Linked DNA regions of Homo sapiens: region 1 is linked to region 2. Evidence: chromatin loops called from intact Hi-C (ENCODE). Cell type or tissue: mammary epithelial cell. All regions are shown on one strand. Each heading gives the region's core, and the rest is flanking DNA. Links, peaks and the distances in the headings are about the cores only. Region 1 overlaps OR7A17 (olfactory receptor family 7 subfamily A member 17). Region 2 overlaps OR1I1 (olfactory receptor family 1 subfamily I member 1).

Region 1 (16,692 bases), core at 2,957-10,956, 220 kb before region 2:
TTCTCCTATCTCAGCCTCCCAAGTAGCTAGGATTACAGGCGCACGCCACCATGCCTGGCTAATTTTTGTATTTTTAGTCAAGACTGGGTTTCACCATGTTGGCCAGGAAGGTCTCAAACTCCTGACCTTAGGTGATTCACCCGCCTCGGCATCCCAAACTGCTGGGATTACAAGCATGGGAAGAAGTAGTATCTAAGGTTATGGTTTCATATTATATAATGATATAAGGATTCCAATATTTATGAGAAAGGTGGTCTTTAGTCAGATGATAAATAATGATCACCAAATGATGGTCAAAGGTAATGCAACTTCTAAGAAGAGATCTAATACAAAAAGCCAAAAAGCACAATAAAAAATAAGAGAGAAAACAAGTTGGAAATGCATGCATAAAAGGCAATTTATTTGTCCAAATGTTGCAGAAGAACTTTCTACATTTATGTAGCAAGGAGGGGAGCACACTATGATCAATGGATTTGGCTACACAATACTTCTAAGCTTTCACACATTTCCCTCAAATACATTGAAAGTTACATAACAGTAATAAAAGACATATGCCAAAATTGATGAAGAACTCCAAGTCTTATATTTTGATAAATGAAATAAAACAGGATTAAAAATATTACAAACCCATTTTACAAAAGGAAAGTTCATGTACAGTTTGCAATAGCTGTAAATGTCTAACAAATACACAGATATATTTAGCTTCACTAGTAAAAAAAAGTGGCAAAGTTTGTTAGTATTTCACTTTTTCACCCATTAAATAAGTTTTTGATTTCATTTGAATACTTAGCATGAGAGAAGATACTACAAAATGTATACCTCATGACTGCTGTTGTCAGGTAGTTTTTGAAAGGAATTCATTGGTCTGGATCTTTCTCACCAATATGGAAAGACAGTCAAATATGCCCCTTCTTAAAAACAAACAAACGAACAGACAAACAAATCCCTCTCTTCAGTGTATATCTCTCCACAGGTAATTGACAGAGCAGGAGCACCATCATCTTGGACAACCGCCACTTTAAGTTCCAGCTCCTTTTCTAACCTCATGCATCTTAAGAAAATCACTTCTCTTCTAACAACAAGCAGCCAGAAAGAGCAGACAGTAAAACACAGATAAGACAGCTCGGGCATAGAGGGAGGGGGAAAGTCTCTTGGGTAACCACCAAACCTGGCACTCACACAGTGGGCCCCAGAAAAACAGTGGGCTCTAATAAGCACATTCCTTTCCCTTTAGGTGCACTAAGATAGGGAAGCTAAAAGCAGACTTGGGGGGTATGCCTGCAGCTGCAAGAAGATGTACGGGAACAGACACAAAAACTCTCTCTCCAGGTAAGCAAGACAAAGAGGCACAGAAACATTCCAAGCCGGTGATAAGCTCTCCCGCCTTGAACCCTTAAAAACTCTTAGTCTGTAAGAGAGTGCCTTGGCTGGCACAGTGGCTTACATCTGTAATCCCAGCACTTTGGGAGGCTGAGGCAAGCAGATCATGAGGTCAGGAGTTTGAGACCAGCCTGGTCAACATAGTGAAACCCTGTCTCTACTAAAAATACAAAAAATTAGCTGGGCGTGGTGGCAGGCACCTGTAGTCCCAGCTACTTGGGAGGTGGAGGCAGGAGAATCACTTGAACTTGGGAGGCAGAGGTTGCAGTGAGCTGAGATTGCACCACTGCACTTCAGCCCGGGCAACAGTGTGAGACTCCGTCTCAAAAAAAAAAAAAAAAAAAAAGAAAGAGAGTACCTCTGACCTAACTCAGCCAGAAGCCCCTCTCAGGTTTGTTCTCCAAAATAAACCTGTCTTCAACCGTTGAGCTGCTTTTCATGTTTCTTTAACTATTACAGTAGTACCCTATTTTTCATCTTCACTTAATTGTAAAGATCCTTGGGCACGGATGCTACTTTTACTGGAGCCACTTTAATCATCTCATTTCCTCTTCTAATTGGGCTTCTATTACTATTACTTCATTGTCAACAATCATCCTCCAATGCTGAATTCAATGTTCATGTCTCTTTTTAGTATCCTAAGTAAATACCTGAATCAATTAATTAGTCAGGCAAGTTAGCAAACAACCACAACAATCTCTCCACTCTAGCACTGGTTGGTTTGGCTCTCAGGTAGCCTTAGGTTCACGTTCACAGCTCCCATTCTCCCTGACCCTTTCCCGCAGTACCTACTGGACTCTTTGACTTACCTTGACTGGTTTTCTGAAAGAAAAGCCTCCATGTGGAAGTGTGAATTCCTCCCTGAATGGTTGTTGGTGGAGATGGAAGCTCTGTCCCGAGACAAGACAGTAGGAGAAAGGAAAGCATCGGTGCCCAAGCCAGCAGATTTAGACTCCAAAAAACACAAGCATGTCCCATCCAGCCCAAGGTTGCATATGCTAAGTGACAACAGCCAAGGGGGTACTTACAGATTTGCACATTAGGTGCATTTCCTCTTGTTATTCCAACCCTGAGCAGATCATTTTCCTTTGGGATTTTACCCTGCTCTGAATTGATTTTTTCCCTGTATTCTCTATTCCCAAGACACCATATTAAGCCTGCAGTGAATCCAGTCTTTATTATTCCTTCTCCATGGACTTGTTTGCCTTCCAGAGTTCTAACCTCCTAATGCCTTACTCTATTCCTCATTCCCGAGGGAAGGTTTTCTCCTAAGTCTAAACTAAGGAACTTGTCTTAACTATGTTCCTTGCATCTCCAAGGTATTCACTTGTGATGGGAACACAGCCCTTGATATCTCCAGAATTATCGCTATTTTCCTCTTTAACAAGGGGGTGAACTCTGTTCTGATATAAAACCGTGAGTCCTACATTTCTTGAAATCATGATGCTTTTGCCAAAACAATGAGAAATTTTGTACTTCTTAAAAAGGTTAAGAGCTGTCATTTAATTCTTCATGTATAAAACATCTGGTTACTCTTAAGAGATATATTTGGCTCTTTTCATGCAAGTTGCCCTGAGAATAGCACCTTCTAAAGATTATTTAATTTAATTTTTCAAAATTTATTTATTTAAATTGACAGATAAAATTGTATTTATCACAAAAAACATCACATTTTGAGGTATATATACATTACAGAATGGTTAGGTCTAGCTAATGGATATATGTTTTACCTCACATAGTTATCATTTTTGTAGTGAAAACACTTAACATCCACTCTCTTAACATTTTCCAGAAACACCATATATCATCCTTAAATATAAAATCTTCATGCTATACTATAGATCTGCTGAACGTATTTTTTCTGGCTGCAATTTTGTATCCTTTGACAAACATTTCCCCACTCCTCCTCCCACAACAGCTGTAGCCTCTGGTAGCCACTGTTCTACTCTATAATTCTATGAGATCAACTTTTTTATATTCCATATGATTAAGATCATGTGATATTTGTGTTTCTGTGCCTAGAATATTTCACTTAACATAATGCTCTCTAGGTTCTTTCATTTTGTTGCAAATCACAGTATTTCCTTCTTACACAGGGCTGTATAGTATTCCATTATGTACATATGCCACATTTTAATATCCATTCATCCACTAAGGTACACTTAGATTGACTTCATATCTTGGCTATTGTGACACTGCAATAAACAGGAAAGTGCAGATATCTGTTTAATACACTATTGTCATTTCCATTGGATAAATACCTAGTGGGATCCCTGAGTCGCATTCTATTTTTAACTTTTTGAGGAACGTACATACTGTTTTCCATAATGGCTATACTAATTTACATTCCATGAACAATGTATAAGATTTCCCCTTTCTCCATATCGTTGTCAGCATTTGTTATTTTTCCTGTCTTTTGATAATAGCCCTGTTAGCTGGGATGACGTGGTATCTCATTGTGGATTCAATTTGCATTTCCCTGATAATTCGTGACTTTGAGCACTTTTCATGGACCATTGTATACTTGTATGTCTTCTTTTGAAAAAAGTGTCCTCAGGTCGTTGCCTATTTATTAATCAGATTATTTTTTCCCACTATTGAGTTTTAAAATACATTCTAGATAACCATTTTTCAGATGTTTAGTTTGGAAATATTGTCTCTCATTGTACAGCTTTTCTCTTGGATCTGTCAATTATCTCCTTTGCTGTGCAGAAGATTTTTTAGTTTGATGTCATCCCATTCATCTATTTTTACTTTTGTAATCTATGCTTTTGAAGTTTTATTTTGAAAAATCTTTACCTTGGCTAATTTTATGAAGCTTATCCCATGTATTTTCTTCTAGTAGTTTCATAGTTTTTGGTATTCCATTTAAATATTTATTTCATTTAAAGTTAATTTTTGTATATAGCAAGAAAAGGAATCTAGTTTCCTTTTTCTGAATGTGGATATCCAGTTTTCCCAGTAGCATTCATTAAAAAGACTGTCCTTTCACCAATATGTGTTCTTGGCACTTTTGTCTAAAATCAGTTGGCTGTAAATATGTGTTTATTTATGGGTTTTCGTCTCTGTTCCTTTGGCCCATGTGTATGTTTTTATGCCAGCACGAAGCTGGTTTAGGTACAATAGCTTCATAATATAGTTTGAAGTCAGATAGTGTGATGTCTCCAGCTTTGTTCTTTTGGTTCAACATTGTTTTAGCCATGTAGGGTCTTGGATGGTTCCATATGTATTATACAATTTTTTTTGTATTTCTGTGAAGAATGTCATTGGTATTTTGACAGGGATTGCACTGTGTCTTTTGATCACTTTGGGTATTATGGGCATTTTGATAATATTGTTATTTAGTTATTTATTTACTTTTTGAGACAAAGTCTCACTCTGTTGCCAGACTGAAGGCCAGTGGCACGATCCCCACTCACTGCAACCTCCACCTCCCAGGTTCAAGTGATTCTTGTGCCTCAGCCTCCTGAGTAGCTGGGACACAGGCATCCGCCACCTTGCCTGGATAGTTTTTGTATTTTTAGTAGAGATGGGGTTTTGCCACGTTTGCCAGGCTGGTCTCAAACTCCTGACCTCAGGTGATCTGCCTGCCTTGCCCTCCCCAAATCCTGGGATTATAGGCATGAGCCACCGCACCTGGCCAATTTTGACAATATTAATCAGGAATACATGTTCTACCTTCAGTCCTTGGCAGAGAGCATGTATTCTAAAGTTTTAATGAGAAAATCTTTCATGCATTTGAGGAATATAAAGTGGATTTTGGCATATTCCAGGCACTGTCCAGAAAATGAATGTGTGATGTTATAAAACAAAAGAAGAAAGAGGTAAGAAGGAGAATGTGGATGGAGTGTTATTTTTTATTGGGTGGTCAGGTAAGACCAGTAGACAAGGTGACAACTGAACAGAGACCACAATGAAGACAGGGTGGAGTCACCATGTTCCTTGCAGAAGCGTATGCAAGGCAGAAGGAACGACAATGAAAGACCCTGAGGCGTGTTCTTCTTTCAGATGTTCAAGTCCAACAAGTAAGCCAGTGTGGCAGGCAAACAAGCAAGAGGAGAGGAATGAGAGATGGTTTCAGAGGATATTGAGGAAGGAGTTGGCCTGGAAGCTGCTGAAACCTGAAGACACAAGGAGTCCTTCTGTCCAGATGTTGCATTTGCACTTTATTAATTTGGTTGCAAAGGCGCCCCATGAATTGCAATGAACTTCCTCTTTGTTTCCTGCTGTGGCCTTGAGTTCTGATGTTCATATGATGAGTTATCTTTTGGAATACATAGCCCAGGTTCTCTTTGTCTGAAACTTCTCACCCTAAAGAAACACACACACACACATACACACGGAACACATATACACATCTGACGTTCATATTTTGTGTTGTCATTTGGAATATGTAACTCAGGATCTCTTTGTCTGAAACTTCTTCTCACTCTGAAGCATCATACACACACACACACACATAAACACACACACACACATAGACACATACACACATATATACGGAACACACATACACATCTGCTGTGGCTTCCTGGGTGCATGTTACTCCCATGCCCTTCTCAACACCAATTACAGCATTAGAAAGGAAATGGATACCAGGTAAGATTTGAATAATGAAAATCTAAAACAAACTTATGAAAGAAAAGATATGAAATAAATTACTGACGTGAGTCAGAAATTCAAAATTAAAGTGGCAAACATCTGCAAATAAATGCTCAACCATTGTGGAAGACAGTGTGGCAATTCCTCAGAGATCTAAAGACAGAAATATCCTTCAACCCAGCAATCCCATTCCTGGGTATATACCCATAGGAATATAAATCATTCTATTATAAAGACACATGCACACGTATAGTCATTGCAACACTATTCAAAATAGCAAAGACATGGAGTCAACCTAGATGCCCATGAATGATAGACTGGATAAAGAAAATGTGGTACATATATACCATGGAATACTATGCAGCCATAAAAAAGAACAAGATCATGTCCTTTGCAGCAACATGGTTGGAGTTAGAGGCCATTATCCTTAGCAAACTAACACAGGAACAGAAAATCAAATACCAGATGTTCTCACTTACAAGTGGGAGCTAAATCATGAGAACACACGGACACAGAGAAGGGAAAAACACACTGGGGCCAACTGGAGGGTGGAGGGTGGGAGGAGGGAGATCAGGAAAGATAACTAATGGGTACTAGGCTTAATACCTGGGTGATGAAATAATCTGTACAATAAACCCCCATGACACGTGTTTACCTATGTAACAAAACTGCACATGTACCCCTGAACTTAAAAGTAAAAAAATTAAAATACGCTTTTTTTAGCAGTAGAAGAAACAGTATTTAAAGCCATAATTTCATTCCTATCTAAGTATAAATGGATCCAAATATGCTTACGAAAAAGATCTTAAGTTGAATGTAATTTTAGTTTGTATTCAATTGTAGGTTGTGAGTGCAAAAGAGTATCTTCCACAAGATGGCAGTAGATTACTGCTTTAAAATATAGATCTGCATATTCTCATTTATATGCAGAATCTAAATAATCAAACTCATAGGGATAGAGAGGAGTAAGGCAGTGGTTACCAGGGACTGGAGTATGGGGTGGGGTGGATGCAGAAAGCGGAGACATTAGATAAAGGATATAAAGTTAGCAAGAATGGGTTCTAGTAATCTATTGCACAGCATGATGACTTTAGTTGAGAATAATGTATTATATATTTCCAAAGTGCTAGTATCATAGATTTTAAATGTTCTCAACCACAAAGACATGATAAGTGTATGAAGTGACCGATACATTAATTAGGTTCCTTTAATCATTCTACAATGAATACATATAAAATAACATCTTATCCTGTGTTAGTTTGCTGAGAATGATGGTTTCCAGCTTCATCCATGTCCCTGCAAAGGACATGAACTCATCCTTTTTTATGGCTGCATAGTATTCTATGGTGTATAGGTGCCACATTTACTTTATCCAGTCTACCATTGACGGGCATTTGGGTTGGTTCCAAGTCTTTGCTATCGTGAACAGTGCTGCAATAAACATACGTGTGCATGTGTCTTTATAGTAGAATGATTTATAATCCTTTGGGTATATACCCAGTAATGGGATTGCTAGAAAACCAAACACTGCATGTTCTCACTCACAAGTGGGAGTTGAACAATGAGAACACACGGACACAAGGAGGGGAACATCACACACCGGGGCCTGTCGGTGGGTGGAGGGCTAGCGGAGGGATAGCCTAATGCAGATGATGACGGCTTGATGGGTGCAGCAAACCACCATGGCACGTGTATACCTATGTAACAAACCTACGTGTTCTGCACATGTATCCCAGAACTTGAAGTATAATAAAAAATAAAAATAGAAATAAAAATAAAATAACATCTTACTGCACCCCACAAGAATGCAATGATTTTTGTCAATCAAAACAGAAATTAAAACATTAAATTAAAAATAAAAATAGATCTAATTACAAAAGGAAGCAATAAGCAAAAACAGATGTGAAATAAGATGGAAATACTTATGAAGGATGATATATTTCTAGCAATGATGCAGAAGAATTTTCTAAGTCAAAAAACAATTGGAGAGGTGGGAACAAATTATGACAAACAGATTTGAGCACACAACGCTTATAAACTTTCACACATTTTCCTGATATACACCTCTACATACATAAAAATTAAACATTATTCAGCAAAGTTGGTGAAAAAGCTACAATTTCTTGTTTGAAAGAATGCAGTCAAAAGAATGAAAACATTCAGACGTCAGAACATGAAAGCAGGGAACTTGCATAATTTGCAATAGAGAAAATAAAAAGCAAACAAATCCAGCCTCACCAGAAGAAGAAAATAATTGCAAGCAAAAACTCTTTAGTATTCTCATTTTGACCTATTGTATAACATTTATTTTTCATGTGAATATCCAACATGAAAGAAGAGACTATGAAATGTATGTCTTGTGAACTGCTGTTGCAAGATGGAATTTACAAGTAATCCATTGGTGTGGATCTTTGCAGTTAAGCACAGAAACATGCTCAAATACGCCTCTCTTAAAATTTGTTCCAAAGTCTCTCAATTCATTGCACATCATTCCACACCAAATATTCTACTATCCTGCTTCTTTCACTGCAAAATTTCTAGTATGTGTTGTAATTTACTGGAACCACTTTTTGTCTTCCATTCCTTCTTCAATCTCATCCAAATCAACTTCCTTTATTATCACTTAGTTGTCAGCAATGATCCCTGCATTGCTTAGTATGACAAACACTTCTCTTTTTAACATATTAACTATATTAAATATAAATTAGTCAACCAGGCAAACAAACACACATCAATCTCTCAGCTTGACTTAGGCTAGTTTGGCTTTCAGGTAACACTAGGTAAATATTCTTGACTTATATTGCCTCTGAACATTTTCTGCAGTACCTACTGGGCGGACTCACCTGTATGGGGTCTCAGAGAGGAAGGTCTCCATATGGAAGTCTGAGCTCCTCCCTGGATGCTGATAATGGAGAATGAAGCTCTGTCCCCAGACAAGACAGTAAGAAGAAGTGAAACATCAGCACCTTAGCCAGACATATGTCTACAAACCATTCACATCACATCCAGTCCGAAGCTGTTACAGTCTTAAGGACAATAGCAGATGAAATAGATTTTTACAATTCCCTGTATCTATGCATCAGACAAATTTCCCTTTTTTCACTCCAATCCATGAGCACCTAATCTTTTTTCATCTGTTGACTTTTAAAAAAGTTATTTAAATAGTTTTTTGGGGAACAGGTATTGTTTGGTTACATGAATAAGTTCTTTAGTGATTTCTTTTTTTTTTTTGAGACAGAGTCTCGCTCTGTCGCCCAGGCTGGAGTGCAGTGGCGCGATCTCAGCTCTCTGCAAGCTCCACCTCCCGGGTTCACGCCATTCTTCCGCCTCAGCCTCCTTAGTAGCCGGGACTACAGGCGCCCACCACCACGCTCGGCTAATTTTTTGTATTTTTAGTAGAGACGGGGTTTCACCCTGTTAGCCAGGATGGTCTCGATCTCCTGACCTCGTGATCTGCCCGCCTCGGCCTCCAAAAGTGCAGGGATTACAGGCATGAGCCACCGCGCCCGGCCTTTAGTGGTGATTTCTGAGATTTTGGTGCACTCATCACCTGAGCAGTGTACGCTGTACCCCATGGATAGTCTTTTATTCCCCATCCCCCTCCCACCCTTTCCCCAAGTCCCCAAAATCCATTGTATCATTCTTATGCCTCTGCATCCTCGTAGCTTAGCTCCCACTCATGAGTGAGAACCTATGATGTTTGGTTTTCCATTCCTGAGTTACTTCACTTAAAATAATGGTCTTCAATTTCCATCCAGATTGCTACGAATGCCATCAATTCATCCTTTTCATGGCTGAGTAGTGTCCCACGGTGTGTGTGTGTATATAACAATTTCTTTAGCCACTCATTGTTTGGTGGGCATTTAGGTTGGTTCCATATTTTTGCAATTATGAGTTGCATGAGCACCTGATTTTTCGTTGGACACAGGTCTGGAAAAGAAGAAACATTTTTCTGCTGATTCTGTTCCAAAGAGATCAGGCTAGAAGTCAGGTGAATCCAGACTTCATTACTTCTCTGTGAAATCTCCCACCTGACGATGGTCTAGCCTCCTTAGCACTTTTGCTGAAACTTGAGTTAAAATTGTCTCCAAAGATTAAGACGAAGAATATGTCTTCACCAGGGCCCTTGGAAACTCAACGTATTGACTTCTGGTAAGAACATAGTTTTATTGACATCTCCAGAAAATTGCAATTCCCTCTCCAACAATGGAGATAATGTGTTCATTTGCTATAAAACCATTGATAGTTAGTATAATCCTTGGCTTCCTGATGCTATCGACAAAACAATTAGGAGTTTCATGCTTGTATACACAAGAAAGTGTTGTCATTTAATCCTTAATTTATGAAACATTTGGCTATTGCAAGAGATATAATTACACATTTTATGCACCATGGACTGAAGTTGGAATCTTACATGGTTTGTCTCATTTAATGTCACATGTAATGTGTCTCATTTTTGCACATTCCCATGCTACGAGGAGCCTCTTTCTACATTTGTAGAATTGGGGCTAAGAAGGGTTAAGTGATCTGCCCAGTGTTATGAACTGAGGGAAGGATGAGCTTTGATTGGAACTCCATCAAGATGTTTCTAGTTCTTGGCTGCAGGCGGTGGCTCATCCCAGCACTTTGGGAGGCCGAGGTGGGTGGATCACGAGGTCAGGAGCTCGAGACCAGCCTGGCCAATATGGTGAAACCCCATCTCTAATAAAAATACAAAAAATTAGTTGGGCGTGGTGGCAGGTGCCTGTAGTCCCAGCTACTCGGGAGGCTGAGGCAGGAGAATCGCTTGAACCCAGGAGGCAGAGGTTGCAGTGAGCCAAGATCACACCACTGCACTCCAGCCTGGGTGACAGAGCGAGACTTGGTCTCAAAACAAAACAAAACAAAACAATACAATACAAAACAAAACAAAAAAAACGGTTTCCAGTTCTCACAGTCTCGGTCAGTGGTTCTCAACCAGGGATGATTGTCCTTCCATGAGACACTTGGAAATGTCTGGATACATTTTTTGTTGTTGTCACCTAGGGAGGTGCTACTGGAACCTAGTGGATTAAAGCCAGGGATTGCTGTTCAACATCTCACAATGCACAGAACAGTCTACACCAGAAGTATCCATAAACATGTTAACCTTGGAGAGGTTGAGAGAATGTTTTGGAAAAGAATATACTCAAATTGAAAGTTTTTATAATTCATTTGGGACCTTGTTCAAATGCAGATTCTGATTTGGGACATTGAGGGTAGGCAGAAACGTTGTGCATTTGTGGCTGTTTCCCTGTTGATGGTGATGCTGTTCATTCTGTTCTGTGAAGCACTCTTTGAGGATCCAGTGTTAGAGTCAAAGAAAACTACTTTTAAACCTTTTTCACCAAGAATCGTACCACATACCTCATGTCTGCCTTTAGGAGGTCAAATGTTTCCCTCAGTGGCTCAGCTTCTGCAGAAACAAGTTTATACAAGCCTCTTGAGTACTTCCCTCACAGTAGGATAAAAAACTTTTAGAAATTCCACCCACCTTGTAGAATTTATGTGAGAAGTAAGTAACAGTTTTTTAAAATTTTACTTTAAGTTCTGGGATACATGTGCAGAACATGCAGATTTGTTACACATAGGTATACATGTGCCATGGTGGTTTGCAGCACCTATCAACCCGTCATCTAGGTTTTAAGCCCCGCATGCATTAAGTATTTGTCCTAATGCTCCCCCTCCCCTTTCCTCCCCAACCCTGCCAACAGTCCCCAGTGTATGATGTTCCCCTCCCTGTGTCCATGTGTTCTTACTGTTCAACTCCTACCTATGAGTGAGAACATGTGGTGTCTGGTTTTCTGTTCCTGTGTTAGTTTGCTGAGGATGATGGTTTCCAGTTTCAGGACATAGGCATGGTCCAAGACTTCATGACTGAAACAACAAAAGCAATGGTAACAAAAGCCAAAATGGACAAATAGGATCTAATTAAACTAAAGAGCTTCTGCACAGCAAAAGAAACTATCATCAGATTGAACAGGCAACCTACAGAACAGGAGAACATTTTTGCAATCTATCCACCTGACAAAGGTCTAATATCCAGAGTCTACAAGGAACTTAAACAAATTTGCAAGAAAAAAACAAATAACTCCATCAAAAAGTGGGGGAAGGATATGAACAGCAATAACAGTTTAAAGCTCACTGGAAATTCCTTGGCACAGAGGAGCTGTTCAATGGAGAGCAGCTATAGTGACTAGGTTCCAACTCCCCATTTCCTAGGCTCATGGTGACACCAGAATGGTGTTTGGGGACAGGAAGTGAGTCTAGCATTGCCCTGCTCCTGGGAGGCAGCAAGTTGTGATCATGAAGGAGGACTTCTACCTAAGGCCCTGTATAGGGAGAAGAGAACTTGAGAGGCCATCATTCTATACTTTGTTGAATTCAGGGACATCATCTGTGTTACTCTTATGTTCCCTCCAAATAGTCATATTAAGGAATTTTTAGACTCTTTCAAGCTGTTCTACTATCTTCTTCTCTTAGGAATATCTATAAAGCTGATGTTTCTTGGTGGATCATATTAATCCTCTAGCTCTTCTGGGAACTCCTCCAAGTCTTCATAGAAATCTTATCTTACTTGTTGAAAGTCTATAGAATGTAATTCATAAACACTTAATGTTAACAGAAGTGCACAATATTTGCATGTCTGTTTCACCCCCAGATAGATAATTTTTATTTTTTACTTATTTATTGAGTCCTCTATTGTCTTTATGACAATTGTCATTCTCCATCCTTGGCTCTGGGTCTTGATGATACCTCATTTGGGAAGAATCTATGTCCCTGAAATGGTTGACATTGAGCTTGAACATAAGACTGCTTTTTCTATCAGGATTTGAGCAGTCATGAGATGTTCAGTATTAAGAAGAAATAAGAGTTATTGTGAGATCCCACCACTTCTACTGATCTTCCTCTCCATTCACCATGTCCAAAATTGAAAAAACGAACTAGATTTGGATGGTCCTGTGGACTCAATGTTTTTGTCTCCTCCAGTATTCATATGTATTAATCCTTATTATAAAATCTTCTTTAGTATAGCTCCCTATGTGGAAATAAAAGCATGTCATTAAACCTTTTTCTATTAGTATACCTTGTTATGCAGCAGTAGCTTAATGATACAATCAATGCAAGCAGAACAAAAGAATTCAGAATAATTTAATGCCTCTTATTTTTGGACATTTGTTCTGATATTTAAAGGCAGCATTCATGTTTATTTCAGATAACTGTATAAAAAATGAGACTACCTATTAGATTCCCTTCTAGGGAGCTAGAATATTTTGAAAGAACGTGTATGTATTTGTAGATATAAATTGTGATTCTGATTCACAAGTCTCTATTCTCCAAGCCAATGCTGGTTAGAAATTCAGGTTCCTTTGTGAGTCATCATTTGATTATAAGGGTTGAAGAGAGTTAGAGTATAAAAGAGACAAATGAACTGATGATAAGTTAAATACACACATTGTTCACTTACCTACATTTTAATGGCTAAGACACAATATTTTAAAAGGAAGATTTTAAGCAGGACAACAGAAGGAGTCTTATTTGTGTGTAGCACTGTAAATTTTTAAGCAGAAACAGTAAAATGATATAATGAAATTACATAGACTGTGATTCCAAATCCTTCCCTTGGACTAACAAACCTCATTACAAATGGGCACCAAGCCTCTATAAGTAGATGTATATCATCAGATCAAATCTCCCAATGCAATTCAATGTATGACTGATTTTTTTTTTTGAGATGGAGTCTCTGTCACCCAGGCTGGAGTGCAGTGGTGTGATCTCAGCTCACTGCAACCTCCACCTCCCAGGTTCAAGTGATTCTCCTGCCTCAGCCTCCTGAGTAGCTGGGATTACAGGCATGTGCCACCATGCCCGGCTAATTTTTGCATTTTTAGTAGAGACAGGGTTTCACCATGTTGGCCAGCCTGGTCTTGAACTCCTGACTTCAGGTAATCCACTTGCCTCAGCCTCCCAAAGTTCTGGGATTACAGGCGTGAGCCACCATGCCGGGCCAAAAATTTTACTCCATCTTTTTTTCTTTTATATTTTTGTGGGTACATAGTAGATGTATATACTTATGGGGTACATGAGATGTTTTGATACAGGCATGCGTTATATAATAATCACATCATGGTGAATGGGGTACCCACCCCATTAAGCATTTATTCTTTCAGTTATGAATAAATTTTTTAATCCATATTCTTTCAGGTGTTTTTGTAATCTAAGTCCAGATGAAATCAATTGATTCACACAAATTTATTTTTCTGTGCAGACTACACTTGAAGTGTGAATTTGATAGGCAATTTTTTTTTTTTTGAGATGGAGTTTCGCTCTTGTTGCCCAGACTGGAGGGCAATGCTGTGATCTCGGCTCACTGCAACCTCCGTCTCCCGGGTTCAAACCATTCTCCTGCCTCAGTCTCCTGCGTAGCTGGGATTACAGGCATGCGCCACCACGCCCAGCTAATTTTGTATTTTTGGTAGAGACGGGGTTTCTCCCTGTTGGTCAGCCTGGTCTCCAACTCCCTACCTCAGGTGATCCGCCCGCCTTGGCCTCCCAAAGTGCTGGGATTACAGGCCTGAGCCACCGTGCCTGCACTTGATAGGAAATTTTTACCTTCTTACTCTTTCCAGGGAATTGAGCAGGCACGGTGGACACTGAACTGAATAGAGGACAGGACCCTAATGAGTAGGATAAAATGCCATGATGACAGCACTTTGGGGGGCCGAGGCAGGCGGATCCCCTGAGGGTAGGAGTTCGAGACCAGCCTGGCCAACATGGTGAAACCCCTTCCCTACTAAAAATACAAAAATTAGCCGGGCATGGTGGTACATGCCTGTAATCCCAGCTCCTTGGGAGGCTGAGGCAGGAGAATTGCTTGAACCCAGGAGGCAGAGGTTGCAGTGAGCTGAGATGATGCCACTGCACTTCAGCCTGGGTGACAGAGCGAGACTCCATCTAAAAAAATAAATGCCATGATGAGCTAAAATGCACACTCGTGTGGGGTAAAGTTTACATGACCAGGAAGAACACTTAAGGTGGTGGTGGAGAAAGGAATAAGCTCAAAGTGAAAAACTGTCTTCTCAGATATTTATCTAAAATAAAATTATATTAATGACCTTATGGCTGCCAGGTGCAATTGATTCTGCAGGACTAATGCAACCCACAAGTGTAGGAGAAAAATAGGAATCTCCACCTTGTTTCTGACCCTAGTTTGGGAAAAACATTGGGAAAGTAGGAAAATGACAAAAAAAAAAAAAAAAAAAAGATTGGATATCAGAGAGCGGAAAGCTTTATAAAGGAATACATTAAATTCTATGTCAGTTGAGATCAAAGAAATTGAAACTCTGAGAAAAAATAGAAGGAGCAAATTCCACTTTCACAACCTGATTCGTGAATCACAATTTCTGAGTATGAGACTTAAAGCTCTGAAATCACAGTTATTTCTTGAAAAATGGCCCTTTTATTGCTTTCCTCTGAAGGACATTTTCAGAGCCCTCTTTATGTCTTTATTCCTCAGACTGTAGATAAAGGGGTTCAGCATGGGGGTGGCCACAGTGTACATCACTGAGGCTGTTGCACTTGTGTGTGAGTTGTGGGTTGCAGCAGAAGTAAGGTACACACCTAGGCCCGTACAACAAAATAAAGAGACAACTGAGAGGTGTGATGCACAGGTGGAAAATGCCTTGTACTTCCCCTGAGCTGATGAGATTGCACGTATGGAGGAAACTATCTTAGAGTAAGAGCAAAGGATCCCCACAAGGGGACCACCAGCCAGCAGCCCTGCTGCAAAATACATCCCCATGTCATTAAGAAAGGTGTCAGAACAGGCAAGGTGGATGACCTGATTAAGTTCACAGAAAAAGTGGGGGATTTCCAAGTCTGTGCAGAAGGACAGCCACAATACCATTAAGCTTTGTGACAAGGAATTCAGGGCAGCAATCATCCAGGATGCCAGAACCAGGAGTCCACAGAGCCGAGGGTTCATGATGACTGTGTAGTGCAGAGGATGACAGATGGCCACAAACCGATCATAGGCCATCACAGCCAGGAGTAAGCTGTCTAACCCTCCAAAAAGTACAAAAAAGCACATCTGGGTGATGCAGCCTGCATAGGTGATGACTCTGCTCTGTGTCTGGATGTTAATGAGCATCTTTGGGATTGTAGTGGAGATGAAACAGATGTCTGCAAAGGACAGGTTGGAGAGGAAGAAGTACATGGGGGTGTGGAGGTGGGAGTCTGAGATTGTGGCCAGGATGATGAGCAGATTCCCGAGCACAGTGACCAGGTACATGGACAGAAACAGCCCAAAGAGGAAGGGCTGCAATTCTGGTTCCTCAGAAAGTCCCAGAAGAACAAATTCTGAAATCCCTGTGTCATTCTCTGGTTCCATCTTTTTTTTTCTATTTATTTATTTATTTATTTATTTATTTATTTATTTATTAACATAGACAGGGTCTCTCACTCTGTTGCCAACGCTGGTCTGAACCTCCTGGACTCATGCGATCCTCCCACTTCAGCCTACAAAAGTGCTGAGATTATAGGCATAAGCCATTGTGCCCAGGCTTGGTTGCATCTTTTCAATGTGACTACCAAAAAGAGAGAGAATATGACAATGTAATTATGCATTACAAACCTATCAGAAATTCTCTCATTTATACTCCGGAGTCAAGAACTTATTTTTCCTTTAAAAAT
Region 2 (16,692 bases), core at 3,427-11,426:
CATAAAGAGGTGAGAGTGGCCATTCTTAGGGAGGCAGTGGAGTATGAGAGTGAAAATAAGTCTAAATTCAAAGGCGAGATCAGGCACTTGCAAGCTGAGTGCCCCTGGCAGCTCGCTCAGCCCCAGTCTGCTCACTGTAAATTGTAGCTAACACAATCTCCCTGTGGGAGTTATTGTAAGACCTATGCATTAAGAAACTGGCTCCTGGCTGGCTGCAGTGGCTCACGCCTGTAATCCCAGCACTTTGAGAGATCAAGCCGGGCAGATGATGAGGTCAGGAGTTCAAGACCAGTCTGACAAACATGGTGAAACCCCATCTCTACTAAAAATACAAAAATTAGCCATGCGTGGTGGTGCTCGCCTGTCATCCCAGCTACTCAGGAGGCTGAGGCAGGAGAATCTTTTGAACCCAGGAGGCGGGGGTTGCAGTGAGCCAAGATCGCGCCACTGCACTCCAGCTTGGGTGACAGAGTAAGACTCCATCTCAAAAAAGAAAAGAAAGAAAGAAACCGGCTCCTCATCAGGATAAATAGCTAATGCATGCTGGGCTTAATACCGAGGTGATGGCTTGATAGGTGCAGCAAACCACTATGGCACACGTTTACCTATGTAACAAACCTGCACGTCCTGCACGTGTATCCTGGAACTTAAAATAAAATGATAAAATTAAATAAAATAAAAATCATGCTGAGCAGCCAATAGCTGGGGGAAAAAAAAAGAAAGAAACTGGCTCCTAAGAAGGTTTAACCCATTACAGATATCATTATTGCTGAGGGCAAAATAAAAACACCTGTCCCAGCTACTAGGAAGGCTGAGGTGGGAGGAACACCTGAGCTCAGGAGGTACAGGCTGCAGTGAGCTGTGATTGTGCCACCGCACTGCAGCCTGGGTGACAGAGTGAGACCCTGTCTCAAAATAAATTAAATTAAATTAAATAGATCTTGTATTAGATAATTTTGCCTAACTGTAGGCTAACGTAAGTGTTCTGAGCACATTGAAGGTGGGCTAGGCTAAGCTGTGATGTTTGGTAGGTTAGGTATGTTCAATGCATTTTTGACTTATATATATATATATATATATATATATATATATATATATATATATATTTTTTTTTTTGAGACAGAGTTTCGCTCTTGTTGCCAAGGCTGGAGTACAGTGGCTCAATCTCAGCCCACTGCAACTTCTGCCTCCCAGGTTCAAGCGATTCTCCTGCCTCAGCCTCCCAAGTAGCTGGGATTACAGGCATGCACCACAACGCCTAGCTAATTTTGTATTTTCAGTAGAGACGGGGCTTCACCTTGTTGGCCAGGCTGACCTCTCAAACTCCTGACCTCAGGTGATCCCCCTGCCTCGGCCTCCCAAAGTGCTGGGATTATAAGAATGAGCCACCACGCCAGGTCTGACTTATGACATTTTCAATGTATGACCCCATTATCAGCCTCAGAACATCTGTACCTATCATTTCTTGGTGGTGAGAACATAAAATTGACTCTGAGTTTCTCTGGTATACAATGCATTGTTATTAACTATAGTCACTATGCTGTACAATAGATCTCTTGAATTATGCCTCCCATCTAATTGAAATTTTGTATTCTTTGATCAATATCTCCCTAACACCCACCTCCCGCCCCCAGCCCCTGGTAACCACCATTCTACTCTGCTTCTATGAGATTGGCCATTTTAAATTCCACATATAAGTGAGACCATGTGGTATCTGTCTTTCTGTACCTGGCTATTTTATGTAACAGAATGTCCTTCAGTTTCATCTATATGGTTGCAAATGATAGAATTTCCTCTTTTTTCCATGGCTGAATAAATAGTATTCCATTGTATATTCCTACCACATTTTCTTTATCCATTCATCGGTTTTTAACACAAAACTGATGTTAAAGATTACATATTGTTGGTGGAAGGATGAAGGGGAAGGAGGGTTGAGGGGGGAGGAAAGAAAAGAGGGAGATGGCCAGGCGCGGTGCCTCATGCCTGTAATCCCAGCACCTTGGGAGTCCAAGGCGGGTAGATCACTTGAGGTCAGGAGTTGAGACCAGCCTGGCCAACATGGTGAAAGCCCGTCTATACTAAAAATACAAAAATTAGCCAGTCATGGTGGTGCGTGCCTGTAATCCCCGCTACTTGGGAGGCTGAGGCACGAGAATCACTTGAACCCAGGAGGCAGAGGTTGTAGTGAGCTGAGATCGTGCCACTGAACTCCAGCCTGGGTGACAGAGCAAGACTCTGTCTCAAAAAAAGAAAAAGGAAAAAGAAAACAGGGAGAGAACACAGGAAAGGAAGAGAAGGAAAAACAGAAGATGGTCAGGTTCCCTTTACTGTATAGAGTTTTTGTTGAGGTTTGATTCTGCTTGATTTTCTTTTTTTATTTTTGTTTTTTGTTTTTTGTTTGAGACAGAATCTTGCTCTATAGCCCAGGCTAGAGAGCCGTGGCACAATCTCTGCTCGCTGCAAACTTTGCCTCCCGGGTTCAAGCTATTCACCTGCCTCAGCCTCTAGAGTAGCTGGGATTGCAGGCGCCCACCACCACGCCTGATTAATTTTTTTGTATTTTTAGTAGAGACGGGGATTCACCATGTTGGCCAGGCTGGTCTCGAACTCCTGACCTCAAGCAATCTGCCCGCCTCAGCCTTCCAAAGTGCTGGGATTACAGGCGCGGGCCACTTGGTTTTGTTTTCTATGAAGCTTTGCTCCACTGAAGGAAGCAAAAGTGTTTATAGAGAACATCCAAGTTGACTATGAGCGACTCCGTTAGATCCTTGAGACCCTGACTGTCTCAGGCATGAATGACTTGGCTTGAGGAGCAACAGAAGCCCACTGAAGATGGCTTGAGGTTAACTGAACACAAAGGAATTTGATGGATTTGATGGAATTTTCACAGAACAGTATAGGTTTCCGTGGGAAGCTGGGACCAGAATGGCATCTCTGACACCTGGCTCTGTGTGGTTTTTCTCCCTTTTTGTTCCCACTAGTCACAGACCATACATGGAACCAGAAAAGCAAACCGAAATCTCAGAATTCTTCCTCCAGGGACTCTCAGAAAAGCCAGAGCATCAGACCCTCCTCTTCACAATGTTCCTCTCCACATACCTGGTCACCATCATTGGAAATGCCCTCATTATCCTGGCCATCATCACGGACTCTCACCTCCACACACCCATGTACTTCTTTCTCTTCAACCTCTCACTCGTTGACACCCTATTATCCTCCACCACCGTCCCCAAGATGCTAGCGAACATCCAGGCTCAGAGCAGAGCCATCCCCTTTGTGGGCTGCCTCACCCAGATGTATGCCTTCCACCTGTTCGGGACCATGGACAGCTTTCTCCTGGCAGTAATGGCCATCGACCGCTTCGTGGCCATTGTCCACCCACAGCGTTACTTGGTTCTCATGTGCTCCCCTGTCTGTGGGCTGCTGCTGGGAGCATCATGGATGATCACCAACCTCCAGTCTCTCATACACACCTGCCTCATGGCTCAACTGACCTTCTGCGCCGGCTCTGAAATCTCCCACTTCTTCTGTGACCTCATGCCCCTGCTGAAGCTCTCCGGCTCAGACACGCACACCAACGAGCTGGTGATCTTTGCTTTTGGCATTGTCGTGGGCACCAGCCCATTCTCCTGCATCCTTCTCTCGTACATCCGCATTTTCTGGACAGTCTTTAAGATCCCTTCTACTCGGGGCAAGTGGAAAGCCTTCTCCACCTGTGGCTTACACCTCACTGTGGTGTCACTGTCCTATGGGACCATCTTTGCTGTGTACTTACAGCCCACATCCCCCAGCTCCTCCCAGAAGGACAAGGCAGCCGCCCTAATGTGTGGGGTGTTCATCCCCATGCTCAACCCCTTTATCTACAGCATACGGAACAAGGATATGAAGGCAGCCCTGGGGAAGCTCATCGGCAAAGTGGCCGTCCCCTGTCCTAGGCCAGAACAGTTATTGGATGTTTATCATGTTCCAGGATCACTGTTGGCTGCTAGGGACACAGAGATGCATCCCATCCCCTACCCTGGAGGAGTTCAGAGTCTAGCTGGGAACAGAGACATGGAATAAATCCTTCCAGTACAACGTGATAAATGTGTCATAAAGAGATGAACAAAGTGTATGAGCACCCAAAGGAAAGGTGTGCATTTTCCCCAGGATTTATCTTCCCCAAAAAGATCAGAATAGCAAGGATCAAACTGGCCTGAAATTAGCCCTCCTGGAGGATCAGCCTTTTAGGATTGCTATGTGAATAAGAGTAGTTGAAAACAAGAGACGTAGCTACACTCATTTTAGTATTGACAAAGGCCAGGTGTGGAAGCTCAAGCCTGTGATCCCAGCATTTTGGGAGGCCAAGGTGGAAGGATCACTTGAGGCCAGGAGTTTGAGACCAGCCTGGGCAACATACAGAGACCCTATCTCCACACACACACACAAAATCACTTTAGCAAGACATGGTGGTATACGCCTGTAGTCTCAGCTAATCAGGAGGCTGAGGCAGGCAGATCATTTGAGCCCAGGAGTTCAAGGTTGCAGTGAGCTATGACTGCACCACTGCACTTCAGCAGTTTGGGAAACTGAGCAAGATCTGTCACTCATAGGTAGATAGATAGATAGATAGATAGATAGATAGATAGATAGATAGATAGACAGACAGATAGATAGAGAGGATAAGATAAGATAGGTAGATAGGGTGGATAGATAAGATATGTAGATAGATAGATAGATAGATAGATAGATAGATAGATAGATAGATAGATATACAGATAGATACATAGATAGATAGGATAGATAGGTAGGTAGGTAGGTAGGTCAACCGATCGATAGATCTATCTATTGACAGACAGATAGATGATTGATTGATAGATAGATCATATAAGTAGATAGATGATAGATAGATAGATAGATAGATAGATAGATGAGATAGGTAGGTAGGTCAGTCGATCGATTGATCAATCGATCAACAGATAGATGATAGATAGATGGATGGATAGATAGAGATAGAGGAGGTAGGTAGATAGATAGATAGATAGATAGGTAGATACAGACAGCCCATGTATTAGCCAGTGTTTCCTAAGTGTTGTGGAAGAACTTTGAAAATATTTGCAAGTGAGATTAGCTCACGTGCTGTTCGCTTAGTCAGCCAGCAAGCCTCAGCCTCCTGGGGGGTCTTGAGACCTCCACTTGTAACTATGACTGTGGTTGGGGCTTACTTTCTCAATTCCCAACAGGCTTCCTGTCTCCCCACAACCCCCAGTCAAGGGGACTCTGATGCAGACGGTCCATCAATCGTAGTTTGGGAACACAGACCCTAGCCTAGCTCCAAAATCTATGTGTTTCCTGTGACATTCATCGCCTGACTCTGAACCCAGTATGATTCTACACGCAGGGTCAGCCACAGCAGATCAGGTGGCCCGGGGCACTTAAAAAGTTAGTGTTATGGGTTGAACTGTGGCTCCCAAAAAAAGATACGTGGGAGGCCAGGCGCAGTGGCTCACACCTGTAAACTCTGGCACTTTGGGAGGTTGAGTAGGGAGAATCATTTGAAGCTAGGAGTTCAGGACCAGCCTGAACAACATAGTGAGATCTCATCCCTACAAAAAATAAAAATGAAAAAAGAAAAAATTACCTGGGTGTGGTGGTGTGCACCTGTCATCTTAGTTACTCGGGAGGCTGAGACAGGAGGACCTCTTGAGCCAAGGAGGTCGAGGCTGCATGAGCTATGTTCCTGCCACTGCACTCCAGCCTGGGAAACAGAGCAAGGCCCTGTCTGCAAAAGTAATAATAATAAAATAAAAAAGATATGTTGAAGTCCTAACCCCAAGGACCTCAGAATGTGACCATATTTGAAGATAGGGTGTTTACAGAGGTCATTAGATTACAGTAAGGTCATTAGGTTGGTCCCTAATCTGATACGACTGGCGTCCTTATGAAAAGGGGAGATTTGGACACAGGCACCCACACACATGGAGACCGCCACATGAAGATGGAGGCAGAGATTGGGGTGATGCTCCTACAAGCCAAGGAATGCCAGGGACTGCCTGCAGACCACCAGAAGCCAGGAGAGGCGTGGAACAGGCTATCCCTCTCAGCCCTCAGAAGGAACCAAGGAATCAAAGCTGCTGACAACTGATCTTTTTTTTTTTTTTTTTTTTTTGAGACGGAGTCTTGCTCTGTCATCCCGGCTGGATGCAGTGGCATGATTTTGGCTCACTGCAACCTCCACCTCCCAGGTTCAAGCAATTCTCCTGCCTCAGCCTCCCAAGTAGCTGGGATTACAGGCACCCACCACCACGCCCAGCTAATTTTGTGTTTTTAGTAGAGATGGGATTTCACTATGTTGGCCAGACTGGTCTCAAACTCCTGGCCTCCAGTGATCTGCCCACCTCAGCCTCCCAAAGTGCTGGGATTACAAGCGTGGGCCACTGCACCTGGCCCAACACCTTGATCTCGGACTCTTAACCTCCAGAACTGTAAGACAACAAATTTCTATTGTTTAAGTCACCTAGTTCATGGTAATTTTTAAATTTTTTTTTCTTTTAGAGACAGACAGGATCTACTGTGTCACCCAGGCTGGAGTACAGTGGTGCAATCATAGCTAAAGTGCAACCTCACCTCAAACTCCTGGGCTCAAGCAATCCTCCTGCCTCAGCCTCCTGAGTAGTTGGGACTACAGGCCTATGCCACTGCAATCAGCTATATATATTTGTAGAGACAGGGTCTCACTATGTTGCCCAGGCTGGTCTCAAACTCCCGGCCTCAAGAGATCTGCCCTCCTCGGCTTCACAAAGTGCTGGGATTGCAGGTGTAAACCACCACACTCGGCCTGATTTGTGGTACTTTGTTGCAACATTGCTAGAAAACAAATGCAGTTAGTTTAAGAAATGTCAGCAACCTACAAAACCTACAAAGTGTCCCAGTACATCCTCTCAAGTTTACAATTGACCATGTGTTCTGGCCAAGGGACCCTGGGCTAGAACTGGAGAAAAGGATGAAGGATTTAGATTGCATGGATTCACTTACTGGGTATCAGCATGATGACAATAATGATGATGACAACCGAGATTTATTATCTGAACAATGCTAACTCCTTTATATGCACAATCTCAATAAGTGTTAAGCAACACCCCTACAAGGTAGGTGCAGAAGTAATTGTGGTTTTGCCACTGAAAGTAACAGCAGGCTGCGCATGGTGGCTCACACCTGTATTCCCAGCACTTTGGGAGGCCGAGGCGGGCAGATCACAAGGTCAGTAGATCGAGACCATCCTGACCAACATGGTGAAACCCCCTCTCTACTAAAAATACGAAAATTAGGCCGGGCACAGTGGCTCATGCCTGTAATCCCAGAACTTTGGGAGGCTGAGGTGGGCGGATCATGAGGTCAGGAGATCAAGACCATCCTGGCTAACATGGTGAAACCCCATCTCTACTAAAAATACAAAAAATTAGCCGGACATGTTGGCGGGCACCTGTAGTCCCAGCTACTCGGGAGGCTGAGGCAGGAGAATGGCCTGAACCCGGGAGGCGGAGCTTGCAGTGAGCCAAGGCCACGCCACTGCACCCCAGCCTGGGTGACAGAGCGAGACTCCTCCTCAATTTAAAAAAAAATACAAAACTTAGCCAGGCGTGGTGGCCCACACCTGTAGTCCCAGCTACTTGGGAGGCTGAGGCAGGAGAATGGCGTCAACCCGGGAGGCGGAGTTTGCGTGAGCCGAGATCGCCCCACTGCACTCCAGCCTGGGTGACAGAGCGAGACTCTGTCTCAAAAAAAAAAAAAAAAAAAAAAAAAAGTTTGTAATTTAAAAGTTTGAGCATCACTGGGCTAGATGGGGGTCCTGTAGATAACCGGGACCCAAATAGGCTTTAGGTACAGAGATACAGGAGAACCAGATTTGGGGTGCCGCTCTAGCCACTGTGTCCAGGAGGGAACCTTCCCAACCGCCCTAAAAGCTCTGAAAACTACAGTTAGAGAAGTGGCCACTAGGTGGCAATAATGTCATTTCACAAATTGGATTTAAAACGCTTTTTTTTTTTTTTTTTTTTTTTGGTTTTTGGTTGTTTTTTTTTTTTCCCCGGAAACTTGTATTCTAGCTGTGAACTGGCCCAGGTCCATGGCCCTTAGGTGTAATCTCCCCCTGGAAGGGCACAACAGGTGCAAAGTTTCCATGATGAGAAGGAGCCTGTGTTGTTTAAAGAAATCACGGAGACTGGTGTGGCCTGAGCCCAGAGTGACAGGGAAGCTGGGTTTGCAGGGGGCCCGTGGAGGGCACTGGGAGTAACACGGTGTGTGGACCACGGGGAGTGGGACCATGACAAGGTTTAAGGAGGATAGGGGGTGGGGCTGTGCTTCAGAACGAACCTGCCAGTTATCCATGCCATAGATCTGGAGTCAGCAAACTTTTTCTGTCAAGGTCCAGGTCGTCAATATTGTCAGCTTTAGGGACCTTACCATCTCCGTTGCAATGACTGAACTCTGCTGCTGTCTGGCGAAAGCAGCCATAGATGAGACATCAACGAATGGGCTTGGCTGTGTTCCACTAAAACTTTGTTTATAAACACAGAAGCTTCCATTTCATATCATAGTACATGTCATACCTTGTAGCCTTTGGGTTTGTTTTCAACCACTTTTAAAATGTTAAAACTACTCTAGGCCAGGTGCATTCACTCATGCCTGTAATCCCAGCACTTTGAGAGGCCAAGGGAGGAGGATTGCTTGAAGCCAGGAGTTCGAGACTGGAGTGGGCAACATAGTGAGACCTCCCCCATCTCTACAAAAATTTTTTAATTAGCTGGGCATGGTGGTGCATGCCTGTAGTCTCAGCTACTCAGGAGGCTGAGGAAGGAGGATCACTTAAGCCCAGGAGGTCAAGGCTGCAGTGAGCTATGATTGCACCACCGCACTCCAGCCTGGGGGATAGAGTAAGACCACTGTCTCTAAAAAACTTAAAAAATAAATAAATAAATAAAAATAAATGCAAAACTATTTTTATTTCAAGGGCTGGATTTAGCCTATGGGCCATAGGTTGCCAATCCTCGTATAGATGGATGGGAGTGACAAGAGTTAAGGGGACCAAGAAAGACCAAAAAGTGAGAGGTGAAGTGGGCTGAAAACCATCAGAAGATAAGGAGCTGGTGCCACAGGACCTTTGCAAATGCTGTTCCCTCTTCCTGACCCCTCCTGAGTAAATTCCTGCTTGGCATTGAGATTTCAGCACAAACTCCACTTCCTCAAGGAAGCCTCCCCTAACCTCCATCCCTTGCCCAGCTACATCAGTTGCCCTAATGTTACACTCGCTATCCCCTCTCTCATCATCACTCATCATTAGTGATCTCTTCATCACTGCAGTGGTTTTGTGGGGTCTTTTGTTTTGTTTTGAGACAGAGTCTTGCTCTGTCTCCCAGTCTGGAGTGCAGTGGGGCGATCCCGGCTCACTGTAACCCCCACCTCCTGGGTTCAAATGGTTCTCCTGCCTCAGCCTCCCGAGTAGTTGGGATTACAGGCACGCATCACCATGCCTGGCTAATGTTTTGTATTTTTAGTAGAAACGGGGTTCACCGTGTTTGCCAGGCTGGTCTCGAACTCCTGGCCTCAAGTGATCCACCTGCCTCAGCCCCCCAAAGTTCTGGGATTACAGGTGTTAGCTGCTGCACCCGGCCTCCTCACTGCAGTGGTTTTATATTAGTTTGTGTAACCCTTTGATTAATGTCTGTTTCACCCATTTGACTGAGCTGGGAGCTGGGACCTGAAATAGTGTTATCTTGTTTATCTTTGCACCTCTGTGCCCCTATGATTAGTACGGTAGCCACTCAATGTATGTTTTCTGGCCACGCACCGTGCCTCACACCTGTAATCCCAGCACTTTGGGAGGTGAAGGCGGGCAATCACCTGAGGTCAGGAGTTCAAGACCAGCCTGGCCAACCACGGCCAACGTGATGAAGCCCCATCCCTACTAAAAATACAAAAATTAGCCAGGCGTGGTTGCACGTGCCTGTAATCCCAGCTACTCAGGAGGCTGAGGCAGGAGAATCGCTTGAACCCGGGAGGCAAAGGTTGCAGTGACCCAAAATCATGACACTGCACTCCAGCCTGGGCGACAGAGCAAGACTCTTGTCTCAGAAGAAAAAAAAAAACAAAAAACACTTTTTTTCTTTATTTTAATTTAATCTTATTTTATTTTATTTATTTTATTTTTTGAGATGGACTCTCACTTTGTCGCCCAGGCTAAAGTGTAGTGGTGTGATCTTGGCTCACTGCAACCTCCGCTTCCCGTGTTCAAGTTATTCTCCTGCCTCAGTCTCCCAAGTAGCTGGGACTACAGGTGCCCGCCACCATGCCCAGCTAATTTTTCTATTTTTAGTAGAGGCGGGGTTTGACCATGTTGGCCAGGCTGGTCCCGAACTCCTGACCTCAAATAATCCACCCACCTCAGCCTCCCAAAGTGCTGGGATTATAGGCATGAGCCACCGCACCCAGCCACAAAATATATTTTCTGAATGAATGAATGAATGAGGCAGTGTGATGGAAAGGTTTTAGGAATACCGGATGGGGCAGCCAAAGTAGGCTGCTGAGTTGGAACAAAGATACCTGCAGTCAAGGTTAAGTGAGAGATGCACTCCTCCTTTGATATCCCCAACCTTCAGTTATGCCTGTCCCACACTCAGGTGCCTTGTGGGACTGGGACTCTGCTGAAATTAAGAAGCCAGGGGCCTCATCCCACAGAGCAAAACCAGCAAGATGGCGGGACTCCTTAATTCAGCAACAACAAAAGACAGAAAATAATCTGGAAATTCTCTAAAATCTTAGCAAGCATGCTGGAAGAGGTTTGAGCCAATCTTATCCAGTAAATTTTTTTTTTTTTTTTTTTTGAGACAGGGTCTCGCTCTGTCGCCCAGGCTGGAGTGCAGTGGTGTGATCATGGCTGAATGCAGCCTCGACCTCCTGGGCTCAAGCAATCCTCCCACCTCAGCCTCCTGAGTAGCTAGGGCTATAGGCACGCACCACCACACATGGCTAATTTTTTTTACTTTTTTATAGAGACGAGGACTCACTATGTGGCCTATTCCGGTCTTGAACTCCTGGCCTCAAGCCATCCTCCCACCTTGGCTCCCAAACCGCTGGGATTACAGGTGTAAGCCACTGCACACGGCCCAAGCCTATATTAAGAGTACAAGAACAGACCGGGCACAGTGGCTCACGCCTGTAATCCCAGCACTTTGGGAGGCCAAGATGGGTATATTACCTGAGGTCAGGAGTTCGAGACCAGCCTGGCCAACATGGTGAAGCCCCCATCTCTACTAAAAATACAAAAACTAGCCAGGCGTGGTGGCATGCACCTGTAGCTCCAGCTACTCAAGGCTAAGGCAGGAGAATCGCTTGAACCTGGGAGGCGGAGGTTGCAGTGAGCCAAGATTGTGCCACTGCACTCCAGCCTGGGTGACACAGCAAGATTCTGTCTCAAAAAAAAAAAAAAAAAAAAGTACAAGAACACTTCCTTCTCTCCATGTGAAATTTTATTGGGTGATTCAAAGCAAATCTGGAGATTCGGGAACTGAGGCTCAGAGACGAAAAGTGACCACCCCAAGGCCACATGCCAGATCTGGGGCAGAGTGGGGGAATCCAGCCCAGGCTGGTGTGACCTCAAAACCCAGCCTCTCCCTCCCTCATGATGCTGGTAGCCTCCCAGGTGGGTGACTTGCCCAAGGTCACACTGCAGCTTGGAGCAACTCAAGGCCTGTCCCGGGAGGAGGGAGCAGCCCCTGTGTGGGACTCTGGGGAGTGAAAAGCGGACAAGCCAGCAGGAGTGGCCACTTTCTGGAAAGTGTAAGAAAGATTCACTAAGATTTGGGCTGAAGTTCGCAGAGATGGATTGGGACAATCCTCCCAACTGTCCATTTGCCAGGAACTTGGCAGGAAATGGAGGTGGTTTTGTTTGTGTAAACCTTTGTGGCTGGGGATCCCAAAGGCATCCCTCACCTTTAATGATTTGCTAGAAAGACTCACAGAACTCAGTAATGTTATTATACTCATGGTTTATTGCAGTAAACAGATACAGATTAAAATCTGCAAAGGGCCAGCCACAGTGGCTTATGCCTATAATCCCAACACTTTAAGTGAGAGATGCACTCCTCCTTTGATACCCCCAACCTTCAATTATGCCTGTCCCACACTCAGGTGCCTTGTGGGACTGGGACTCTGCTGAGGCAGGAGGATCACTTGAAGCCAGAAGTTCGAGATCAGCCTGGGCAACATGGCCAGACCCTGTCTCTACAAAAAATTGTAAAAATTAGCCAGGCGTGGTGATGCACACCTGTAGTCCCAGCTACTTGGGAAGCTGAAGTCGGAGGATCACTCAGATCTAGGAGTTCAAGGTTGCAGTGAGCTAGAATTGCACAACTGCACTCCAGATGAGGCAACAGAGTAACCCCCCCCCCTTTTTTTTTTTTTTGAGACAGCATCTAGCTCTGTCACCCAGGCTGGGATGCAGTGGTGTGATCACAGCTCACTGCAATTTCTGCCTCCTGGGCTCAAGTGATCCTCCCTCCTTGGCCTCCCAAAGCAACGGGATTACAGGTGTAAGCCACCACACCTGGCCCCCATTAAAAAAAAAAAATCTGCAAAGGTAAAAGGCAGATAGAGCAGCATCTAGGAGACACCAGGCATGAGCTTCCAGCTGTTCCCTCCCAGTGGAGTTGTACAGACATAGACAATGCTGAATTCTCACAGCCACAATGTGTAACAACAGGTGCAGAGTGTTGCTAACCAAGGAGCTGACCCAAGCCTTGGTGTTCTGGGTTGTTTTTGTTTGTTTGTTTTTTGTTTTTGTTTTTGTTTTTTTGAAACGGGGTCTCTCTCTGTCACACAGGCTGGAGTGCAGTGGTGCGATCTCGGCTCACTGAAACCTCTGCCTCCAGGGTTCAAGCAATTCTCTGCCTCAGCCTCCCGAGGAGCTGGGATTATAGGCGCCCACCACCATGCCCCGCTAATTTTTTGTATTTTTAGTAGAGATGGGGTTTCACCATCTTGGCCAGGCTGGTCTTGAACTCCTGACCTCGTGATCCACCCGCCTCGGCCTCCCAAAGTGCTGGGAGGTGTTCTGGGTTCTTATTGGAGGTTGGCCACTGTATTACAATAGTTCCCGCTTCTTCATGAGGTTTCAGTTACCTGCTGTCAACAGCAGTCCAAAAATACTAAATGAAAAATTTGAGAAATAAACACTTTGGGTTGGGCATGGTGGTTCACGCCTGTAATACCAGCACTTTGGGAGGCCGAGGCGGGCGGATCACGAGGTCAGGAGATTGAGACCATCCTGGCTAACATGGTGAAACCCCATCTCTAATAAAAATACAAAAAAAATAGCTGGGTGTGGTGGCGGGCGCTGTAGTCCCAGCTACTCAGGAGGCTGAGACAGGAGAATGGCGTGAACCTGGGAGGCAGAGCTTGCAGTGAGCCAAAATCACACCACTGCACTCCAGCCTGGGCAACAGAGTGAGACTCCATCTCAAAAAAAAAAAGAAAGAAAAAGAGAGAGAAAAAAAAATAAACAATTAGTAAGTTTTTTTGTGGGTACATAGTAGGTGTATATATTTATGAATTACATGTCATATTTTGATACAGGGATGTACACATCAGGGTAAAATGGGTATCCATCCCCTCAAGCATTTATCTTTTGTTTTACAAACAATCTGATTATGCTCTGTAAGTTATTTTCAAATGTACAATTAAATTATTTTTGACTACAGTCACCCTGTTGTGCTAGCAATTCATACGTTTTTGGTTTTGGGTTTTGAGACAGTCTCACTCCGTCACCCAGGCTGGAGTGCAGTGGCACAATCTTGGCTCACTGCAACCTCCACCTCCTGCATTCAAGCAATTGTCCTGCCTCAGCCTCCCGAGCAGCTGGGACTACAGGTGCCCGCCACCACACCCAGCTAATTTTTTTGCATTTTTAGTAGAGATGGGGTTTCACCATGTTGGTCAGGCTGGTCTCAAACTCCTGACCTCAGGTGATTTGCCCACCTCAGCCTCTCAAAGTGCTGGGATTACAGGCATGAGCCACTGCGCCTGGCCACAACTCATACGTTTTAAAGTGCGTGCCATTCTGAGTAGTGTGATGAAATCTTGCACCATTCCACTCCATCCCAGCTGGGATGTCAATCCTCCCTTTGTTTGGCACATCTGCACTGTAAACACCCCACCCATCAGTCCCTTACTAGCCATGGCAGTTATGAGATCGACAAAACACAGTATAGCTAGGGTTCTGTACTACCCACGGTTTCAGGAATCTACCGGGCATCTTGGAACATGTTCCCTGCAGATAATGGAGGATCACTAGTGTCCTGGGACTACCATAACAAAATACCACAGCCTGGGAGGCTTAAACAACAGAAATTTATTTTCTCATAGTTCTGGAGGCTGGAAGTTCAAGGTCAAGTTACGTTGGTAGGGTTGTTCTGTGGCTTCTCTCCAGGCCTTGTAAGTGGCTGGCTGTTCCCTGAGACTTCACATTGTCTTCCTTCTATGTGTGCACACATCTGTATCCAAATTTCCTCTTCTCGTAAGGCACTAGTCCTACTGGATTAGGACTCACCCTAAAGACGTCATTTTAACGTAATTACCTCTGTCTCTAGCTCCGGGGTATTTCTCCGCCAACTCACCATGACTGCCACAGAAGTGCTGAGCTCTGCCCAAACCTGACCGGTCCCTCCACCTGCATTTTGTCTTTCAACGAATGGGTCTGTATGTGCCTGCGGGTGGTTAACCCACCAGGTACCAAAAGCACAGCGTATCAGGCCTGCAGCCAACGAGAAAGAAAATTGGAGGAAGAAAAATACATACATGTGGGGCTGGGTGTGGCGGCTCATGCCTGTAATCCCAGCACTTTGGGAGGCCAAGGTCGGGGGATCACTTGAGGTCAGGAGTTCAAGACCAGCCTGGCCAATATAGTGAAACCCTGTCTCTACTACAAATACAAAAATTAGCTGGGCGTGGTGGCACAGGCCTGTAAGATCGCACCACTGCACTCCAGACTGGGCGACAGAGAGAGACCCTGAAAAAAAAAATAGAAAAAGAAAAGAAAGGGAAGGGAAAGGGAAGGGAAGGGAAGGGAAGGGAAGGGAAAGGGAAAGGGAAAGGGAAAGGGGAAGGGGAAGGGGAAAGGGAAAGGGAAGGAAAGGAAGGGAAGAAAGAAAGAAGGAAAGAAAGAAGAAAGAAAGAAGGAAAGAAAGAAAGAGAAAGAAAGAAAGGGGAAGGAAGGAAGTAGAGAGAGAGAAAGAAAGAAGGAAGGAAGGAGAGAAAGAAAGAAAGAAAAGGAAGGAAGGAAGGAGAGAGAAAGAAAGAAGAAAGGAAGGAGAGGGAGAAAGAAAGAAAGAAAGAAGGAAGGAAGGAGAAAGAAAGAAAGGAAGGAAGGAAGGAAGAAAGAAAATACATACATGGCCAGGAGCAGTGGCTCACACCTGTAATCCCAGCACTTTGGGAGACCAAAGAGGAAGAGAAGACTCTATCTCCAAATACAGTCACATTCTAAGGGACCGGGAGTTAAGACTTCAACATAGGAATTTGGCAAGGGACTGAAGGGGACATAATTTGGCCCATGGGTGTCCAATCTTTTCATTTCCCTGGACCACATTGGAAGAAGAATTGTCTTGGGCCACACATAAAATACACTAACACTAACAGATAGCTGATGAGCTAAAAATCGCAAAAAAAAAATCTCATAGTGTTTTAAGAAAGTTTACGAATTTGTGTTGGGTCACATTCAAAGCCTTCCTGGGCCACATGCAGCCTGTGGGTGGCGGGTTAAACAAGCTTGATTTAGCCCATAACAGCCACATAGTATGGCTGACCATTTGTGTGACTGACCTTAGCTACTCAGCCTCAAGCCCCTCGAGAGGTCAAACTGACACAGTGAGGCCCAAGGCCTCCACCATAAAACACGTTTTTGGCATAAACTCTCTGGTGTGACCTCCAGGTATACAAAGAGACTCTCATCACACAGGATACTCCACCAGCTTGAAGGCAACTCTTCAGGAGCCAGACAAGGGCTAGACTTTACTTTGGAATGTGCAGGAGAGCCCAGAAGCATGGGAGGAAGGAGGCAGGAGCTAAGCCTGATGTGGGATCTCTGTCAAAGCCCTGCCCACCCAGCCACCTGTCCTCACCTGATCAGCCACCTCTCTGCAGGCTGCTCCTGCTTCCTCTGGTACACCCAGCCTGTAGAGTCTAGGGGGTCCACACCAGCACACCAGGTCTGGGAGCTGGACATCAGATAAGCTTTGTTTAAGAGACAGGGCCTCAGCTGGGCACGGTGGCTCACACCTGTAATCCCAGCACTTTGGGAGGCCAAGGAGGGCAGATAACTTAAGGTCAGGAGTTCTACTAAAAAATACAAAATCTAGCCAGGCATGGTGGTGGGCGCCTGTAATCTCAGCTACTCAGGAGGCTGAGGCAGGAGAATCGCTTGAATCTGGGAGGCGGAGGTTTCAGTGAGCCGAGATTGCGCCACTGCACTTCAGCCTGGGCAACAAGAGTGAAAACCCTGTCTCAAGAAAAAAAAAAAAAGAGAGAGAGAGACGGGGAGAGACAGGGTCTCGCTCTGTTGCCCAGGCTAGAGGCAGTGGTGCAGTCATAGCTCATTGAAGCCTCAAACTCCTGGGCTCAAGTGATCCTCCTGCCTCAGTCTCCAGAATAGCTGAGACTACA

Evidence for each region. Hi-C counts contacts between places; a loop is a spot of excess contacts. Peaks named below come from ENCODE experiments on the same cell type or tissue, not always from the same donor. Only the 100,000 strongest peaks of a DNase experiment are listed, where the experiment ranks them.
Region 1: a loop joins it to region 2, with 19 times the contacts of the local background. A loop is called at or near these places in 3 of 110 quality-filtered maps.

The regions. Positions count from the first base shown.
Region 1 is chr19:14,864,966-14,881,657 of GRCh38, forward strand. OR7A17 (olfactory receptor family 7 subfamily A member 17) reads right to left here. Exons shown (of 3, transcript NM_030901.2): 3 at 13,238-16,586. The coding sequence starts at 16,390. The coding sequence ends at 15,461. It also overlaps the pseudogene OR7A2P. Among named protein-coding and RNA genes, the nearest start is that of OR7A17, 13 kb to the right of the region's middle. In mammary epithelial cell, for the core only: a CTCF peak has its summit at 6,849 (motif pointing right); no DNase peak of the experiment used is centred there.
Region 2 is chr19:15,084,072-15,100,763 of GRCh38, forward strand. OR1I1 (olfactory receptor family 1 subfamily I member 1) reads left to right here. Exons shown (of 2, transcript NM_001004713.2): 2 at 2,982-8,899. The coding sequence starts at 2,995. The coding sequence ends at 4,062. Among named protein-coding and RNA genes, the nearest start is that of OR1I1, 10 kb to the left of the region's middle. In mammary epithelial cell, for the core only: a CTCF peak has its summit at 7,969 (motif pointing right); no DNase peak of the experiment used is centred there.